2 separate regions of the Homo sapiens genome follow, and region 1 is linked to region 2. A link is an interaction called in ENCODE POLR2A ChIA-PET data of the cell type or tissue named here. Cell type or tissue: PC-3. All regions are shown on one strand.

Region 1 (2,500 bases), 220 kb after region 2:
GGCGGAGGTCGTGGTGAGCCCAGATCACGCCACTGCACTCCAGCCTGGGCAACAAGAGTGAAACTTCGTCTCAAAAAAAAAAAAAAAAAAAAAGATTTATTTCAATGAGCTAGCTAAAAATTAGCTCCATTGCCACGTGTTGTTCAGTTTAGGACAAGAATCAACTGGCTCTTTTGTGCTTGGATCAAACAAGTGGATTAAATCCCACAATGAGTATTATGAAGAGTTTCCTACCTGTAAGAAAATTTTCCCTGATCTATATAATATCTGCTTCTGATTGAGTCAAAAAGAAGAAAGGCTTTTTAGATGTAAGAGATAGGTATCCTGCCACTGTTGCAGGATCCTGTGTCATGTATTTAGACCTTTATCTAAAGACGGATGTAAATATCCGGGGAATGTTCATAGGAAAGCCCTGAAAATTCTTGAGCCATATAATATGATCACAGAATATAAGATGCAGATTGCAAATGTAAATTATTAAGCCATGTAAAACAATAATAGAATGTAAGATGCAGTTGCAAATATCTCCGGAAGGCACCTTGCAGAAGAATCTATGTGTGGCCTCTCCTCACGATCTAGAATTTGGGCAAGAGAGATGAAGCCAGTGAAGAAGGCAGTGTGTCTTCATGATCCAGTTTTGAGGCAAGACTCAGATGGCACAGGTAGCACACACCTACTGTGTCACAGGCTCTTCACCCTCAGGGCACATTGGAATCTCCGGGCGTTACTTCTAAAAGATACTAATTCCTCAGCTGATTCTAATGGGCAGACAGCTGAGAAGCACTGTACAGTCTATTGTTTGGCTGGGAGTGTCTGACAGTTTCATGTGCTTTTTTTTTTTTTTTTTTTTTCATTTGAGAGAGTCTCACTCCTGCCACCCAGGCTGGAGTGCAGTAGTATGCTCATAGCTCACTGCAGCCTTGACCTCTTGGGCTCAAGCGATCCTCCCACCTCAGACTCCTCAGTATCTGGGACCACAGGTGTAAACCGTCATGTCTGGCTATTTTTTTATTTTTATTTTTTGTTGTGACAGACCATTTTATAATGACATAAAGTCTGTGAATATTAATCATGTAAGGGATAGCGCTCAGCGGTCTTCCTCTTAGAGCTGAGGACAGGTCAGTGAGGGCACTAGGCTACAGGAAGAGGCATTTCCTATAGATGACGGCTGTAAAATTTTAAGCTGAGTTCCTCCAGGAAGTCATAGAGTAATTAGTGGTTTTTTTCAACACACCAGAGTCCTAATTTGTGATCTCTAAGGGACAGCATAAATAAAGGCATGAGAGGCCAAGGAGGTGCATTGACACTCATTCTATGGCTCATTTGAAACTAGATATTTCCTTTTGTGCTAATCTTTATGGGTCCCAGCTGCCTTTTATGAGGGCTGAAAATAGCACCAGGGCTTTGGCCTCAGGAGCTCTGTAAATGGGGAGATGTTTCTGTCCCCTGAGAAACTGAAGATTCTTTGTACTGGGATGTCTTTTTCCCGTGTGGCTTCCCCTGGCTTTGAAGCAGTTCTGCAGGTTTTGAGTGGGGATGAGAGGTGACCCTATCCCTGGATTCCAGAAATGCACTTAACTCAAGAGGGATTTCCTCTGTCAAGATATCCCTAGGGCCTTTAAGTGCTCCCCTCGCACCTCTGACAGGCTAGGCCTCAGAGTCAGTGTAAAGTGCACTTGGGAAATCCAACATTTGTCCCCTCATCTAGATTTTCTCAAAGTCCATTCTTAAAATTTCTGGGAGGCCTCTACAACTAAACAGCCCACAATCGTTAAATGTATATTACTTGTAGAAGGCACAGGTGTGGAATATAAGAACAGGGCAGTTTAAGAGCACCCCTCCTCTATGTGGTTTCAGTTTACGCAGGAAGATAAGGCCAGGCTCTGTTTGTTTTTGAACCTGAAACCGGACAGGGCAGTCAGTGGCAACAGCAGATGGGCTATGTGGACAGCTCAGGTATTGGAAGATCTCACTAAGGGCAGGTGGGGAGGGAGGCTTCCACCAAAGGGGAGATTTGACCTAACTCCCGAAAGGTGGGAGGCCTCAGACCAGAGGTCTGCCATGGCCTCCTCCCACCTCCCTTACAATCTGGTCCACTAGGTGCAGGTGGGGCCTAGGTATGTGTCAGTTAAAATCCTTACCCAGTGATTCTGATGTGCAGCCAGGCTTGGGCACCTCTAATTGAGAAGGTTGGAAATACAGTCCAAGTGTGGACTGACCGATTCGTTTTCTGATGGCCAGCACCAAAATAAGAATGGCAGAGAAGGCCAGTCGCGGTGGCTCATGCCTGTAATCCCAGCACTTTGGGAGGTTGAGGCGGGAGGATCACGAGGTCAGGAGATCGAGACCATCCTGGCTAACACAGTGAAACCCCGTCTCTACTAAATATACAAAAAATTAGCCGGGCGTGGTGGCGGGCGCCTGTAGTCCCAGCTACTCGGGAGGCTGAGGCAGGAGAATGGCGTGAACCCGGGAGGCGGAGCTTGCAGTGAGCGGAGAT
Region 2 (2,500 bases):
AATAACATCAGTGTCTTATACTGCTGAGTCAAAAGCCAAACCTTTGAGTATTCATTTTGACATGAGGTATTAAACCCTTCAATTCTTTACTGTAGGAGTAAATATTTAAAATGCAGTTTGGGTGTAAGTGCTTAGCTTTTTATTCTGCTTAGTGACATCTGCCCTGGCTTGCTTTCTGGGTTGCTGTGTCTGCATATTATGGGAATACCCTCAACTTAGTTCTGTTTCCCATTTTGTATATATTTCTTTCAAAGCAAAGTCCTTCTTTCTAACTGGCATTAATTCTTGTCTATTCTAACATCTCAGATTTTTTTTGTAGCCACACCTAAACACTTGAAGGATTACTGTCCAAGTTAAATCACTTTTAGGGGAGGCATGCTGCTTGGACCCAGGAGGGCATATCTTACATGGTGGTGGAGACAGAAAAAGATTTAGAGAACTATAAGCGAGAAATACACGATTATTAAATATAGTTCATACCAGGAGACTTACAGTCCTAGATTTTAAAAAACGGTGTTATAGAAAATAATGATTTTTCCTATATGGATTTGCTTTTTAATTCTATCAGAGATAGGATGTTTGTTGGATGTACCAGTGGTCTGACCTAATATGGGCTTGGAAGTTTGTTTACATCCTTTAACTCACAGAATTTTAGGTGTGCAAGTGGCTTTATGCTACTTTTGAATAATACCAATCAGATTCCCTTCCCTTCAGTGGGCTCCTTCATCATTTCTTTATACTGCAACCTCCTCAAAACTACCACTCTCACTGGATTCGCCCCACTCTGTGTTCCTTTTCCTGTCAACCAAATATATTTAGGCATGCATAGCAATTATTTGTTCATAAATGTGTTTTTCCCTTTGTACTCTAAGCTATGTAAAGGCAGGAAATGATATCTCTTACCGTATGTCTCCCAATGCCTAGCTCAGAGCCTGATTTATATTAGTTACTTAATGAAGATTAGCATCCTCATAGTAACAAAGAAACCCCAAATCTCAGGGGCTGCAGACAATCTTGTGTTGACAAGGACCTTGTTCCATGTCCTCATTCAGGAGTGGGGGTTAACAAAGCCTCTGCAAGCCTGGATGAGGCTAGTTGTCCTAGCAGGGGGGTGGGAAATGGTGACTGCTGCACTGACTCATGATGCTTCAGCTTGGAACTGGCAAGTTACTTTCTCTCATATTTCATTGATCAAAGCAAGGGACATAGCCACACCTAACCTCACAGAGATGAGGAAGAGCAACCTCACTATGTTCCTGAAAGGAGAAGAACTGGAATATTAGTGAGTAACACTAATGCCTGCTAAATAAATGTCTGATAAACAGTAGGCATGGATTTAATGAGTGAAGTGCCTAAAACTACCCATTGAGATTTTTAATTTTTTTCCCTGTACAATAAACAGAACTACTCAAATATGGAAGTAAGGTAGCTACATTCTAAAAAACAAGAATATTAATATTATCTAAGCTATTATTCAGCAAACATCTAGAGACTTTTTATAACAATTCTGTTAGCTTTATTCATATCAGAGAAATATTTGATTTTGTAGTTTTTCAGATGCATAAAGAGTGAAACAGATAAATTCATATGATTAATGTTTTTGCCAGAGTCATTTAGAAGACTTGGAAAAAATGTTGCAGTCTTCAATATTTATATATTAAATTAGTCTGATCAAGACTGTTTTTTTTTGCAATGGAGTTTTGCTTGTTGCCCAGGCTGGAGTGCAATGGCACAATCTCAGCTCACCACAACCTCCGCCTCCCGGGTTCAGGTGATTCTCCTGCCTCAGCCTCCCAAGTAGCTGGGATTACAGGCATGCACCACCATGCCTGGCTAATTTTTTGTATTTTTAGTAGAGATGGAGTTTCTCCATGTTGGTCAGGCTGGTCTCGAACTCCCACTGTTAGGTGATCTGCCTGCCTGGGCCTCCCAAAGTGCTGGGATTATAGGTGTGAGGCACCACGCCTGGCAAAGGAGTTCTTTAACCTTTTTTGGAAAAGTTAATATCTGGCTTGAAAATTGGGCAAGAGCTAAGGAAAAAATCAACTTAAAATGTTTAATTGGCAAGACACAGTGGCTCACACCTGTAATCCCAGCACTTTGGGAGGCCGAGGCAGGCAGATCACCTGAAGTCAGGAGTTAGAGACCAGCTTGGCAAACATGGTGAAACCCCGTTTCTACTAAAAATACAAAAATTAGCCAGGCATGGTGGTACACACCTGTAATCCTAGCTACTGGGGAGGCTGAGGCAGGAGAATCGCTTGAACCTTGGAGGCGGAGGATGCAGTGAGTCGAGAATGTACCGTTGCATTCCAGCCTGGGCAACAGAGCAAGACTGTCTCAAAAAAAAAAAAAAAAGAAAGAAAATGTTTAATCAACTTTAAAATGAAGTGTTGCTACATATTCTAGTATTTTATGGTAAGTGAGTTTTTTTTTCCTGGTTGTCAAAATGGTCCAAATGTATTATATAAAATGTAGAAAATATGAACTAGTATGAGAG

The links. Peaks named below come from ENCODE experiments on the same cell type or tissue, not always from the same donor. Only the 100,000 strongest peaks of a DNase experiment are listed, where the experiment ranks them.
Region 1: POLR2A ChIA-PET joins it to region 2 with 5 read pairs; 2 of 35 experiments call an interaction of 5 or more read pairs at or near these places.

Annotation. Positions count from the first base shown.
Region 1 is chr3:112,089,458-112,091,957 of GRCh38, forward strand. The region is part of intron 1 of C3orf52 (chromosome 3 open reading frame 52); the gene reads left to right. Among named protein-coding and RNA genes, the nearest start is that of C3orf52, 4.3 kb to the left of the region's middle. In PC-3, no CTCF peak of the experiment used is centred here; no DNase peak of the experiment used is centred here; H3K4me3 peaks cover 802 bases; H3K27ac peaks cover 1,400 bases.
Region 2 is chr3:111,873,479-111,875,978 of GRCh38, forward strand. All of the region lies in intron 1 of PHLDB2 (pleckstrin homology like domain family B member 2), which reads left to right. Among named protein-coding and RNA genes, the nearest start is that of PHLDB2, 15 kb to the left of the region's middle. In PC-3, no CTCF peak of the experiment used is centred here; a DNase peak (open chromatin) is centred at 1,153; H3K4me3 peaks cover 403 bases; H3K27ac peaks cover 1,864 bases.